Linked DNA regions of Mus musculus: all the other regions are linked to region 1. The links are chromatin loops, found by intact Hi-C in ENCODE. Cell type or tissue: heart. All regions are shown on one strand.

Region 1 (5,000 bases):
TCTAGGAAAATTTTTGCTTCCTGTCCCCATAACTCTAGGTTCTGCTGGCTTAGAAGTTTTGGCTCCAGAGAGGGGAGTGCTCCTACCAGGAGCTACAACAAACATTTCATTGAACTGGAAGCTCAGACTTCCCCCTGGTCATTTTGGGCTTCTAATGCCCTTAAACCAACAGGCTAAAAAAGGAATAACAGTGTTAGGAGGGGTGATAGATCCAGATTACCATGGGGAAATTGGATTACCTCTTCACAATGGTGGTAAGCAAGATTATGTCTGGAGTGCAGGAGATCCCTTAGGGCGTCTCTTAGTACTACCATGTCCTGTGATTAAAGTCAATGGGAAACTACAACAGCCTAATCCAAGCAGGATGACAAAGGACGCACACCCATCAGGAATGAAGGTATGGGTCAATCCTCCAGGAAAAGAGCCAAGACCTGCTGAGGTGCTGGCTGAAGGTGAAGGAAATACAGAATGGGTAGTAGAGGAAGGTAGTTATAAATACCAATTAAGGCCACGTAACCAGTTGCAGAAACGAGGATTATAAAGTAATATGAATGCCCATTGTAAATTTACTAATGCGTTTGCGATTGTACGAGGGATAGTTATATCATGTTAGGCGTATTTACAACCTTGTTATTGTTTCATGTGAACATGAGATATTATTTGTGTCAAGTTGACAAGGGGTGGATTGTAGTGGCTATTCCTGGTTGTCAACTTGACAATATTTGGAATGAACTACAATCCGGAATTGGAAGGCTCACCAGTGACCCTTATCTGGAGGCTTGGAGATGCTTATCTGGATCTTGGTTTGAAGATCTTGAGCCACAGTGGCTATGGATTCCAGAAGATTGAATCTCCGAGTTAAGGAACACACCTTTAATCTGGGCTATGCCTTTCATCTGGGATTAAAGGTGTGGTGGAACACACCTTTAATCTGGGCTACACCTTTTGCTGGAGACAATATAAGGACATTGGAAGAAGGGAGTCTAGCTCTTGCTCTTGCTCCTTCGCCTGCTTGCCGTGTGAGACTGAGTAACTGCTAGATCCTTGGACTTCCATTCACAGCTGCGACTGAACAATTGTAAGGAATTGGGCTGCCGACTGTAAGTTATCAATAGATTCCTTTACTAACTAGAGACTATCCGTGAGTTCTGTGACTCTAGAGAACCCTGACTAATACACCCACTTACCTTCAGTGTACAGCCCATCATTGGAGAGTGACACATAACAGCCTGCTCACACGTATCCACAGTTGAGGGCAGACAGCAATGAATGCACACAGGCCTACTTGATTGCCTTCTTCTCTTAGACGGTCCAGAACCCCCAAGTAGGAGTGTCATCACTCACAGTGGCACAGAGGTCCCCACACCAATTAACAAGACAATGCCACCACCCAACCCAATTTGGACAAGTTTTTAATTAAGAATCCTTTCCACGGGTGATCCTTGTTTGGGTCAAGTTGACAGTTAAGAAACTATCCTGGGAGAAAAGATTAACGTTGCCTCTGGGGATTTCACTCCTTCGTACTGGGGACAGAATGGGGGCGCTTACGGAGGAGAGAGATTGTGGTGAGACAAAGCCAGGGTCCCGAGTCAGCAGCTGTGTAACCTTTAAGACCCAGTCCTAAAGGCCGGCTTCCACCAGAGAAGCCCCACCCTGTACAGCCCCAATGGTTTGAATCTGAAGTGTATGCCATGGGCTCATAGTTTAAACGCTGTTCTCAGGTTTGTAGGGATATTGCACAGGGATTGGCCATTTCTCTTCCTTCCCTTCATATTCTCCAAAGGCACGGGATGGTCTACAATGAGGGAGGCTATACAACAGGCCTCTATGCTGACCCCAAGGGACAGCTCACCACAAGGCTTTCCAAGCTCAGCCGCATTCCTTTGTTCCAGTATTTTCTGAGGTCCTCCCCCCACCCCCAATCTCTTTCCCTCTCTAATGCTGCAGGCCACACCAGCACCATCTTGTACCTGGAGGGTCCCTGCTTCTCGTTCCTCAGTGAATACCACCCGTGCGCACAGTGGGCTCAGCCCAGGCAGGGTTCACCTAGTGGAGCTGCTATTGAATGTAATGCTGGCTGGCATTTCATCTGCTGGTCAGCTTTCTAGACATGTACAGATGTGATCGAATTAGATACTCACAGCAAGTGCCTCATCTTTATGGTTATAGACAACGTTGAACCAGCTTCTTTAATGATTGGTATAAAGTTTACAACAAAACTTTCAGGTTTCTGATTTTTGGTTTTAAAGACAGAATCTCACATAGTCAAAGCTGGCCTTGAACTCACTGTGTGGTGGGGGATAGACTCATTGTGCTGCCTTCATCTCTCAAGTGTTGTGATACAGCACGGACCACTGGGTTAGGTAAAGCTTTCGGACCCCTGTCCCCGTCCCTTCAACCCAAGATAGAGTTTCTCTGTGTGGCCCTAGCTGTCACGGATTTCACTCTGTAGACCAGGCTGGCCTGAAACTCAGGAATCCGCATGTCTCTACTTCCGAAGTGCTGGGATTAAAGGTGTGTGTCACCATGCCCAGGAAAACTTTCAGTTTTTAATGTAGAAAACGGACAAAAAAAAAAAAAAAAAAAAAAAAGTTGTGGCTGGTTATGCCTTTCTAATACATGCATCTCCTGCCCTCTGGTGGCCAGAGCATCTAATAGCGGCTTGATCTCTCTCCGTGTTTTGATGGGCCTATTCCTTGTTTCCATCCTAGCCCAGCAGGCTTCCCTAGCTGCTAGCTCTGAACGTTGGACACTTTATTTAGCTTTCCCCTGTCCCTGTTTCCTTATGCATAGAACGGAGTCAGTGTCTGTAACAAAGACTTTAAAAGTCTATGTCTGAAATGCTTATTACATGCAGGTTAACCAACTGGATTCCCACGACAGTCTTGGTATAGAGCCATGGTTCTCACCCTTCCTAACGCTGTGACCCTTTAAAACAGTCCCTCATGTTGTGCTGACCCCCAACCATAAAATTATTTTTTTTGTCACTTCATAACTGTAACGTTGCTGCTGTTATGAATTGTAATATAAATACCTGTGTTTTCCGATGGTCTTAGTGACCCCCGTGAAAGGGTAGTTGGACCCCCAAGAGGGTCGTAGCTCACAGGCTGAGGACGACTGTTACACAAGAACAGATATTTGCATCCTACAGTTAAGGTGAATGAGGACCCACAGACAAATAACTTGAAGGTGAGACGACTTAATACTCAGACAGTGACGAAAAGTCCCGCTACAGGGTAAGCGTCCAGTGATATCAGTACATCAATAACACACAGGACTGAGTCTGTGACAGACATGGCTGTGGAACACACGGGTCCGTTTGCATGTGTGTCGTTGCTGTTTTTAACATTCGACTGCCTCTCGCATGGATGGTGCAGTATGTAAGTGAATAGTAGCTTGCATACTTTCTAGGCATCTTTCCTGAGCCAGACCATAATTTCTCACTCCCACACAGGCGATGCCTGGGCCTTCTGATTCTCTTTTCCTAAATGTTGTGCACTGCTCCCAATTCATGTCCACACAGAACCTCTAAATGTACCCTAATTTAGAAGCTAGGGCTGTGCAGATCTCATCAGGGGGAATGAGGTTACAATGGACAAGGGCAGGTGCATCGGACCCAATGACGAGTGTTCTTGCAGGGGGAGAAAACAGATACACACGGAAGTCAGGGATTGTGGGTAATGCCAGGAGCTAAAGGGAGCAAGGAGGGTGCTTCTGCTGCAGAGTGCACAGCCACTGGGGACTTTTAGCCTCTATTTGGGGGAAATAACACACTTCTGTTATTTAAAATTTAAATGACACGTTATTTACATGTGTATGGGTGAGGGTACACAGGCAGCGGGTCATGTGTGGAGTTCAGAGGACAATTTGAAGGAGTCCATTCTCTCCCACCGGGTCCTGGGAATTGAACTCAAGTCGTGAAACTCAAGTTGTCAGGGTTGGCGGCCAACACCTCTACCCACTGAGCCATCTAGCTGGTTCCTCCTTTCATTACTTCAATTCATCCACTTTGTGGTGCCACAAAGGGATTTAAAATGTCACAAAGACCGAGGCCACCAATTCCTTACCCTGTGGAGAGATAGACACTGTAGTCACTCAGGACACATTGGTCTCTTAAAGCAGGTCCTGCACAGTCAGGATGCCACAGCAATGCTAAACACCTGCAGCTGGAGTGTTTCTTGCTCGTTACAGTTCTTGACTGCACTGGATAATGTAAAGGTTGGATAATGAGTTGATCTCCGAACTGTTCTGTGGACCAATGAAACTGTAGCAAGCAGTCTGTTGCAATAGTTTTATATATAAATTTATAAGAATGCAGAACTCTTGGATTATATTACTCTAGGCAACAGATTTGCCAACTCTCCTTGAGACGGTCATTTTTATTTTTATTCAATGTCTATTTTAAAACTTTATGTATTGGGTGTGCATGCACACACACATTTGTGTAGGTCACACACATTTGTGTAGGTTTGCACACACACACACACACCCCTGTGGAGATCAGAGGACAACTTTTAGGAACTTGCTTGCTCCTTTCACCACATGTGGGCCCTGGGGAATCAAACTTGGGTCATCAGAGTGCCTACACCATCTGAGACACCTTGCCATCCCAAAGTCTTATAACTGGAATACTTTAACTTGACCTTAAGATTGAGAGCACTTTCCAGGGCCCCATAGTGGAAACAAATGATCAGATCAACAGTCTGGAGCATTCTGTGTATGCTTACTCTCCACATGACTTGCTCACCCAGAGAAGCAGAGACTGTGCTTCCTGTGGGCAAGGCTGCCTGGGAGAAAAAAGTCAAGTTGAGCATGCCCAATGGGGAGTCCGTCTTAAAAAATCTTCCCACAGGATACAAGAGGAGTGGGAAATAAGAGTTCCTATCTGTGCTGGCTAGTTTTATTCCAACTTGACACAAGCTAACAAGAGAAACTCAAGTGAGAAAATGTTCCTGCAGATTGTTCTGTAGGCGAGCCTGTGGTGCATTTTCTAAAAGGAG
Region 2 (5,000 bases), 180 kb before region 1:
GCCACAGGTAGGGTGAGACTCAGTCCTTAGAAGTCCCTAAGGCTGCTCCACCTCCTGTGGGATCTGGTGGCAATCAGTTCCTGCTTCTAACAGTTGTTTTCTCCAGTAATAAAATTCAGTTAATAGAAATGATCTATTCTGATTTTATGCCTTTAAAAATGGAGTATTCTGAAGTTCTTCCATGTTGATTCACGGCTGCAGGAAACTAAGCTTTCCTTCTCTCATAACTGGTTACATGCACTCCAGTGTTTTCTTCTGTCTGGTACAGTGACGTCATTTTCATTCATGTCTTGGGGCGGGTGCTGGGACAGCGCACGTGGAGCTGATCCCGTGGGTAAGATGCACTGCTTTATGCCTGCCGTCTACTGTGTGTGTGCAGCTTTCCCTTCTTGGTTGAGACTGGGCATGTTTGTTTCCAAGCCCAGTAACTCTCATGACTCTATATCTTAACGGTCTTCTCCATATTTAGGTGCTTGGTCCTGCCCTTGGTTGTGTCTTTGCTCCGTTTATGTTTTCATTCTGTCATGGTTGTCGTTGGATGTTTTAGTACAGTCTTTTTAGGGTTACCTCAGGGCTTGCATGGCTTGTTTTATTTTAACCGGTCCGTGTAGTGCTGTAGTGGGTATTGCTGTGGATGGTGCTAGGAATTGAACTCGGGGACTTGGTCATGTCTCTGAGCCACAGCCCCGCTCTGGTGTTTTACTTCTCAACTGAGTTATCACTGAGTTTTGTCTATTTGACCCCTCACTGAAAAGCTGTAAACAAGAAGTTTAAATGCATATATCAAAGGGGTGGGTCCTTCTAACAGATCTTATGTGGTTCTCTTAGTTTGGGGTGGTAAAGGATTTTTTGTGTCTTGTTTTGTGACATATGCATGAGTAAGTGTGTGGGCGCCTTGGCTTCCAGAGGTTGATGTTGGGTGTCTTCCTCAGTTGTTGATAACTGGACTGAGACTGGATGGCTAGCAAGCTCATCTAAGGTCCTTTGACTTACACAGCAAGCATGTTACCCACAGAGCCAGCTTTCCAGCTCCTATGTTTTTCAAGACAAGATTTTGTTGTTTAGCCCAGGCTGGCCTTGGACTCATCCTTCAGCTGAGTGTTGAAAATGTAGCTATGTCACTGTCACTGATACTCAGGCCTGATGACAGCTGTACCTCTAGCACTCAGAAGCAAGACTGCAAGGCCAATCTGGTCCACATACCAAGACTTTAGTTTCCTTCTAAGGGTGGTCTATAAACTAACCACAATAAGCAGTTTGAGATGAAACAGTTTTTATTGCTAAATTATTACAAAGACAGGTTGTTGAAGATGGTTACAATTAATTTATGCTGCATGATTTCAAGACCTTTACTTCATAATTAGGGGTTGGAGATTGGTCCAGGACCCCACGAACCAGAAACATCAAGGTAGAAACCAGAACTTCAAAGACAGCCCCACAGCCAGCTGAGCTTCAAGTGAGTTTTAAATTAATTGGTCCCTTTGAGGAAGGTCTGGCTCAGAAGAAACAGGAACTAGTAGAACTGTCCCTTGCTCACAGTGAGTAGCCAGAGAAAGCATCTAAGAGGACCTGAAGCTTTTGAATGAAAGCTGGTTCAGAAAGGTTCTGTTGTAAAGGCTTTGCTGTCTGTTTGAGACCAAATTGCATAGCAGTGCCATGAGGTCCAGGCATGAGACCATTGGGTTATAAATATATAATCTTCAGAATGACAGGCACTTAAAACTAAGTAAAATACAAAAATAGATCATATTAATAGGAACTATTTAGTATTTAACAAATTGTAAATCCAGGGTTTTACCATTTATAAAAGGATCCTAGGAACTGAAGCGCTGCTATCCAAATAAAGTGAACAATGCATTTTTATAGCTCTCGTTCTGGGTACCCAACAGTCTGAAGCAAAGACTTACCACAAAGCACCTAAAATAGCATTTGTAGAGTGTAGGCACGCTCTCACCCATTTCTTATTGTCTCCCTCCCAAGTTTCTGTGCCAGGGCATCCAAGGGTACACTCCGCACGTGATTGTCGGTGTTCTAAATTCAGGTCACTGTGCCTGTACGGCAGAGAAGTTGAAAACTGCTTAAGGAGTGGCTCTCCTTCCCACGTGCTCTGACCCCCGATGCCCAAATGAGTTATGCTTCAGATTCTGCGCCTCTGTTTTCACTTGGACTTCCGCCAGTGTCATCTGCTTGATCGTTTAACAGTACATACTTTCCATCATTGGTTAGTGGTACAGACAGCATTAATCGAGCCAGTGCTTCTGGATCCTGAAGTTAAGAGAGTTTAAGAGAGAGGGGAGAAAGAAAAAGCTTAAGATGCACTTGAACCTCTGGCTTGGCTTTCAGTGCTGTGAGCTGTAGTCCCATTCCTTCTAACTCTAGTCTGTGCTGTCATCTGAAGACTCGAGGATTACATCTAGATTCCCAGGGGCTTTCCTCTGGGCAATGCGTGCCTCCTCCAGAGTCCACATGGCAACACAAAGCTTCACAAAACTTGCCTTGTATATCGTTAAAGCCACTTGGAGTAGGCAGAAGCTGTGCAGGAGCGCACTCTACTGCCCTCGCCCTGCTCACGGTGGTTCTTGCACAGCAGACTGCTACAAGCAGGCGTGCACACTTCTCACCTAGACCCTTGCCTGCTGTCTGTCTACTCGGCAGCACTTCCCGCTGTCCAGGCTTACATCAATCACCTAACGGCTTTTTAGGTGAATGGAAGACTGCAAACTGTTGAGTAGCATAGAGGTCTCCATCTCTGCTCATATCTAGTAAGCGCCTGGTTGGTGGTTGACAGGGCTGTTGCCTGTCACCAGCCTCTAGGGACTGGGTGCTAGTGCAGATGAAGTAAGTATTGTGTCGTAGTTTGAAAGAGAAGAACCCTAGCCAGTTTGAACACAAGCGAGAGAATTAGTAAAGTGATGCTGCAACAGTGCTGTTAAGAGGAAAGGCGTTACCAGACAGTCACCTGAGCCAGAGCACAGGCCATAGCACGGGGTGGGAGGTGGGGGTGGGGCTGGGAGGGTTGTTTTTGTTTTAGGGTGCTTTTTTTTTCTGAATATTACTGTGTCTACAAATGTCTTGGTTACTGAAACAGCCCTAAAATGCATCTTACCTTTTGAACCTCAATAATTTCTTTCCCCAAATTAATAGCATAGCATATCTGAAAGACAAGAAAATAGTGTTTAGCCAAGATAGGAAGAGGTAAACAATTGTAGAAAACAGTATGTTCCAAGGAGCACAGTGAGCCCTCTGTCTGCTCACACCTAGACTGGAAGACGGGGTCTGCTGCAGGAGCCTCGTTCAGTGGCGCTGTTATGACAACAGAAATATCCCAGGGAGTGGAAGACCCAAGTAACCTGCTGTTTGCAGTTCTTAGCGGGACGCTTTCCCCCACATGTTCATATACACTGTGATATATGAACAAATACTTAATGACAGGGCTGGTTTTGATGAATCTGAAGGACCAGCTGAGGGCAGTGCTTGTCATACAAAGGAACACTTTTGATGCTCTTTCCTTGGCTTCCTCTGAGACTGTTTTTCTATTTCTCTTTCTACTTTGCTTTAATTTCTTTAAAACTGGTTCTCAACCTGTGGGTCACAACCTCTTTGGAGCTTAACTAATAACCCTTTCACAGGGGGTCACCTAAGACCATCAGAAACAGATATTTACATTACAGTTCATAACAGCAAAATGATAGTTAGGAAGTAGCAATGAAAGTACTTTCATGGTTGAAAGTCACCATAGCAATCATTAGGAAGGTTGAGAACCACGGCCTTAAAAGAACAAATTAGAATGCTTTTTAACATTTCATGATACGAAACAATTCTATCTAGTTATTAGGGTTGTTCCCTTTCAGTGAGGCCTTCTTAGAAGGTATTATTGTCTGAATGTCTGGATGGAGGCATAAACAATTAGCCAGGTATTCGGATGGACAGTGAAAACCCCAGGCCCTTGGAGAATAGCCTTACTGAGGTACAGGCAAATACCTTTTCTCCTTCTGAGTTGCTTTCAAAAATGTATGTGCTCAGAGACTCTTCTCCTGTGGACTCCGGCACCCGGATGACAAAGCCAACCAGTCTTTTGTTTTCTTGATGAGCAGCAAACTGTGTGACACTGGTAAGCTCAAACTTTTTGAAGAGAGTTTAGGGGAAAGACAGGACGAGACAGAATGAATAATTACATAACTGGAATTTAAAAACCAACAACATTGTTTTCTATGGCAAAGCTGAGGATGTACTATATGGGGATGGGATAGTCATGGGACTTGGAAAGTTATCTTGTGCCTAGGACGGTCTCCAGGGGCAGAGGAGAACTGAGGTGTGATTATGAACGTTAAGATGTAACAGGTACTTACACAGGCCCTTGACACTTGAGTCTGAGGATCTATCAACCTGAAATTGTAAGAGACTCATTACCATACACATGTTGTTCATAGGAGTTAAATCCCACAAATATCCCATGTACGAAGAGTAAGGCCTGCTTGAGGGAAAGATAAGACAGTCCCAACAAAGAATTCTCACTGAGGAATACCGAATGGCTGAGAAGCACCTGAAAAAATGTTCAACATCCTTAATCATCAGGGAAATGCAAATCAAAACAACCCTGAGATTCCACCTCACACCAGTCAGAATGGCTAGGATCAAAAATTCAGGTAACAGCAGATGCTGGCGAGGATGTGGAGAAAGAGGAACACTCCTCCATTGCTGGTGGAATTGCAAGCTTGTACAACCACTCTGGAAATCAGTCTGGCGGTTCCTCAGAAAATTGGACATAGTACTACCGGAGGATCCAGCAATACCTCTCCTGGGCATATATCCAGAAGATGCCCCAACTGGTAAGAAGGACACATGCTTCACAATGTTCATAGCAGTCTTATTTATAATAGCCAGAAGCTGGAAAGAACCCAGGTGCCCCTCAACAGAGGAATGGATACAGAAAATGTGGTACATTTACACAATGGAGTACTACTCAGCTATTAAAAACAATGAATTTATGAAATTCTTGG
Region 3 (5,000 bases), 130 kb before region 1:
CAATCCCTGGAACCTGCATGGTGTAATTAAGAGAATTGACTTCCACAAACTGTCCTCTGACCTCCACATCCGCACGCCCACATCCGCACACATCTGTATCAGAGTCAGGAAATGTCACAGAAGAGGAGATGAGAGAATGAGGCAGAGTATTGTGAAATACTGTTACTGGACCAGTGACTTCCACTCGTGGACTCACAGCAATTCGGTCACGTAAATGAGGTAATGCCAGTCAGCATTGCAGCCTGGGATGGAGGCCCCAGAGCCCTACCCTTAGTGAGAAGCTACAGGCTGTTGGTGGCTCCTGGGAAGGGATGGCCAGTTTGCTTTGGGGGTGTGGCTGTTGGGAGGTTGCCCTGGCTCCACTGGATGGCCCCACACCCATGCATAGGAAGAGAGCACTAATTAGATTGTGTGTTATTGAGGGGGGAAGAGGACAGGAAAATGGGTGGGGAACATGTTTTGGGGTGTCTGGAAAGAGAAGATGGGGAGGTGATCTGATATTAATACGCTGTATAAGTATAGGAAATTATTGAAGAATAAAAAGTACTTAAAAATATTCCTTACGAGAAAGGCAACAAGACAATTGTCTGAATTAAGTAAGGGCTTTACCACTTTGCAGGGACGCCAACTGTCTAAGAATAAACCTTTACTGTGGACAAAAATATTTTTTAAAATTAAAAAGAATGTCAGGTAGGAGTAACAATGACTCTAAACATCTTCCGCCCCCCCCCCCACACACACAAGCTCAAAATTGTAAACCATACAGACGAGATATAATTTTAGACTATTCCGCCGATTTCAAGACCATCTGCCCCATGTTCCTTGTTTTCTGTGGAGTTTCTGCAGATGAGAACACCGGACAATTAGAAGCAGAACTGCAGCCCAGGTCTCAGACTCATTTATGCCATTCAGAAATGGTGCGCACCCATTAGAGGCCTCAAAACTCCAGACTGTGCGATGTCTGTGTGCCTGGCTCTGCCACCATCACGACTGGTTAGGGAAACGGTCTGTCTTTGACCTTCCGTGTCACCAAGTACAAAGCAAATGGAAAGCCCTATTCACAACCACGGTGGTTATGATTTCCACACGCTTATGTTCAGATCCTAACGACAGGGGAGGAAGGCTGAAATGCTTTCCAACAAAGGCTGGGGTCCAAAGCAAACACCTGACATCCAGAGCTGTATAAGGAAGCCTGCGAAGAATTAGCACAATACATGCCAGTCTGTTTAAAAAGTTGAATCAGTTAAAAAACAAAACAAACAAACAAACAAACAAAACAGGCTGAGCATAACAACACATCTGTAATCCCAGCACCCAAGATGTAAGTTCAAGGCTAGCGTGGTCTACAGGGCAAGTTTTCAGTCCAGTTATGGCTACATAGTAAGACCTTGTATCAAAACAAAACACAACAAAAAACAAAATCCCAAGTAATGGGAATACTAATTATCACAGCTTGCTTACATATCCTTGCTCCTCTACATGGGGACAATCATTCAGAACTGAGCCTAAGACAGGCACACACCGATAGCCCTTTTGATTTATTCTGCAAGGGAGAGATGGGGGAAATGTAGGTAAACTCATCAAACTTCCATCTGGGAGGTACAAGTTACTTTGGGAGCCAAGGAAGAAACCCGAAAGAAGAGGAGAGACTGTGAAGAACAGCTTGAGCCTTTCTAGTTTTTTCAGGACCGGAGATACTAGAGGATGAAGGTATTTATTTAAATAAGCTAGGGATGCCATACCAGGAAAGGGAATAGAAGATCCCTGGGGAAAGTCCTGTGACTTCTGAACTACTGTCACTATGCACTATCTCAAGCTCAAAGGGCTTGATTCACATCTCCACTATATTAATGAAGCCCCATCACCACCACCCTGTGGCACAAATGGGGCAAATGTTGGAATTTTCTCTTCCCTGGGTCGACTTGGCGATGGATCCAGGTTTTCTGTGCTTCCTATTCCGGCCCCTGCATTCATTAGGTCTCGTGGACTCGTTAGTACCAGCAGCGTCTGTGTGGATAGTGCTGTCGCCTTCTTCTGCACGAGACACTGCTTGAAAACCTTGTTACCCTGCTAGGGAGCTACTACTGTGGGACAACGACTGCCCGACCTCCCCGAGCGCCGGTGGGGCACCGCGGCTCCCTCCCAGCCTTCCCGGGGGTACCTGGGGGCTGTCCTGCAGCGCCTCCTCCAGCAGGAGCTTGTCCACGGCGGGCATGGCGCGGCGGCGAGGGAGCGCGGGATGCGAGGAGGGGACACTCGGCGCTCGGGGACTTGAGACTTAGCTCGGAGCCCGCGCCTGCCCACTCTCCGCGGCCCGCCCCTCAGCCCGGCCCCCCGCTGCCGGGATCAACAGGAAGTGTGGCAGGCGCCGGACATGTAGACAGTCCGGGACAGGACACCGGAAGTGTGGCGACCACGCTTCCGTCCGATCCCGGGGCTTCGGGCCCCTCCGGCCAGCGCAGCAGCACCGGGAGGTTCCGGCTGGAGGCTGCCCTCCCCGGTGCTCGAGGCTGCCCTCCCCCGTGCTCATGGCGCATCTCCGGGTGGGACGATAGGCTTTTATCTTCTTGCGGTTCTGCAGATTGCTCTCTCTGTGTGGGAGGAGATAAGAGTGAACAGATTTTGCAGTTGTTCTCTGGCCTCTTTTTGGGGTGTGTGGGGGGGGGGGCGGGGGTAGGGAGTCAGGCTGTCATCTAACTCGCTGTGTAACTGAGGATGATTCTAAATTTCTGATCCTCTTGCCTCCACTTTCAGAGCGTGATGGGATAACAGACTTCGACTACCAAACTGGAGTTTTGTGCAGTGCTGGGGATCAAACCCAGGGCTTCCTTCAAGTTAGGCAAACCCTCTACCAAAGTAGCCACACCCCCAGCCTTGGCGTCTTCTTATTTTATTTTTTAATTTGGGTTAGAAGATGGGCTTGGGTAGAGCAGGAGAGATGGTGTAAAGGACATTGCAGAAGATGTGAGTTTGCTTCTCAGCACCTGGTAGGAGGCTGTGGCATGCACCTTATTTCCCGTAGGGACATGCATGGGCACACTCATGTGCACGTATCTCCCATAGGAAATGCACACACCATTTAAAAATACAACAAGACAAATTATATTTAGTGTGTGAAGTTCAGAAGACAAACTGTGAAAGACTTTTCTCCTTCCAACCATGGGGATTCTGGATATTAAACTCAGGTCTCAGGCTTGGAGATAAGTGCCCTTAACTATTGAACCATCTTACCAGCCTCTGGCCTCTTTTTTTTTTTTTTAAATACCAGGACAGGCCCACACTCAAACAGTTCAGAGCACAGACATTACGTGTGTGTGTGTGTGTGTGTGTGTGTGCGTGCGTGCGTGTGTGTGTGTGTGTGTGTGTGTGTGTGTGTGTGTTTTCCGTGATATTCAGATCACTGCTAAATGATTTGGGGCCATATAATTAGGTCTCATCTTCCTGGTTTTTTAAGGTTTTTCGTTATGGAGAATTTCATAATGAAATTTTCGGGGTTAGAAAGGATAGATTATGTAGTTCTGTGATGTCATTTAAAAGTGAGAAGAAGGGACACTGGAGAATGAGATACTTTACTCAGGACCCTACAGCGTAGGCTGGAGAAAGAAGAAAAGGTTGTGTAGAAGGTCAGAAGTGGAATTTGACGTATATTAAAGGCACGAGTTTCAATGGATTGACACATAAAATCAGTACTATTTGTCCAATGAGGTGTCACCAAAATTACCAGGAGAGTATGATACTGCACAAATTCTATGTCTTATGGGAACTACCTGAGCAGTTAGTGTTGGTTGTGAAATCTGTAGGATCAGGGTCACCAGTGAAGAATTATTCAGATTAAGTTAGCCCCTGGCATACATACCTGTGAGGAATTAAGTTACTAGAGGTGGGAAGATGTACCCCAAAAGTGGATGGCACTACTCCCTAGGCTTGAGTCCTGGACTATGGAAGAGGATGAGAGTGAATACCAGCATTCCTTCGCTTCCTGCTTCCTGCCTGTCGATGCAGTACAACCAGCCCCTTCAAGTTCCTGCCATGATGGACCATACCCTAAAACTGCAAACCAAAACAAACCTGTTCTCCCTTGAGTTGCTTTGCCGGGCATTTTATCACCACAGTAGTAAAGGTAACTAAGACACCACCCGGTTCAGTAACAAAAATATGTGCTCCAAGCTGGCTGTGGTGGCACACACCTTTAATCCCAGCACTCGGGAGGCAGAGGCTGGTGGATTTCTGAGTTCGAGGCCAGCCTGGTCTACAGAGTGAGTTCCAGGACAGCCAGGGCTACACAGAGAACCGCCCCCCCCCCAAAAAAAAATCAGTGCTCCAAATGTTGGTATTCTGTCTAAACTCCACCCCCACAGTTCCTGGCAGCAACCAGGTATATGCTCCTCCCCACAGTTACCTGGCAACAGCCAGGTAGGCTTGGCCCACTATAAAAGGGGTGGCTTGGCCCCTCCTCTCTCTCTTATTCTCTTGTCTCTCTTACCTCTTTCCCCCTTGCTCCCCTTCCCTTCCCCCCTCTCTCCACATGGTCATGGCCCACCTCCACTTCTCTGCTCTCTCCTCTCTGCCTTTCTCTGCCTCTACTACTCTCTTAACTCCCCTCCCCATGCCCTGAATAAACTCTATTCTGTACTATACCATCCTGTGGCTGGCCTCTCAGGGGAGGGGAATGCCTCCGCATGGGCCCCGCTGAGACACCTCCTCCCCTTACACCCCGCCAGAACATATTCTTACAGCTCTTTCCCTTTTTATGATCATAACACCAAACACCGCCGAAAGCCAACTCCAATGGCATGATTCCCTTCGTTCTGGTGTGAGCTATTTATGCCTTCCATCTAGTATCCTCCATCCCCTTCTCATTTGCCCTTTTCAGGTGAAATTGTGCCCATACCAGGATTCTTTCTTTACCTTCCAAGTTCTGTTCAACTAAAATTTCCTCATACAATCTTCTAAACTCTCTGCTGCCCAAAATCAACTCTTCAAGACCAGACTCAAACCCT

The links. Hi-C counts contacts between places; a loop is a spot of excess contacts. Peaks named below come from ENCODE experiments on the same cell type or tissue, not always from the same donor. Only the 100,000 strongest peaks of a DNase experiment are listed, where the experiment ranks them.
Region 2: it touches region 1 in a loop (2.6-fold over the local background); 6 of 42 quality-filtered maps call a loop at or near these places.
Region 3: a loop joins it to region 1, with 2.1 times the contacts of the local background. A loop is called at or near these places in 5 of 42 quality-filtered maps.

What each region holds. Positions count from the first base shown.
Region 1 is chr10:83,774,019-83,779,018 of GRCm38, forward strand. No RefSeq gene overlaps it. Among named protein-coding and RNA genes, the nearest start is that of 1500009L16Rik, 54 kb to the left of the region's middle. In heart, a CTCF peak has its summit at 2,649 (motif pointing left); no DNase peak of the experiment used is centred here.
Region 2 is chr10:83,598,777-83,603,776 of GRCm38, forward strand. Appl2 (adaptor protein, phosphotyrosine interaction, PH domain and leucine zipper containing 2) reads right to left here. Exons shown (of 21, transcript NM_145220.2): 18 at 4,350-4,386; 19 at 3,982-4,122; 20 at 3,107-3,154; 21 at 1,257-2,265. The coding sequence ends at 2,131. Among named protein-coding and RNA genes, the nearest start is that of Appl2, 47 kb to the right of the region's middle. In heart, no CTCF peak of the experiment used is centred here; a DNase peak (open chromatin) is centred at 2,175.
Region 3 is chr10:83,646,367-83,651,366 of GRCm38, forward strand. Appl2 (adaptor protein, phosphotyrosine interaction, PH domain and leucine zipper containing 2) reads right to left here and starts at 2,298. Exons shown (of 21, transcript NM_145220.2): 1 at 2,162-2,298. The coding sequence starts at 2,215. In heart, CTCF peaks have their summits at 2,183 and 2,446; DNase peaks (open chromatin) are centred at 225 and 2,365; H3K4me3 peaks cover 2,166 bases; H3K27ac peaks cover 2,411 bases.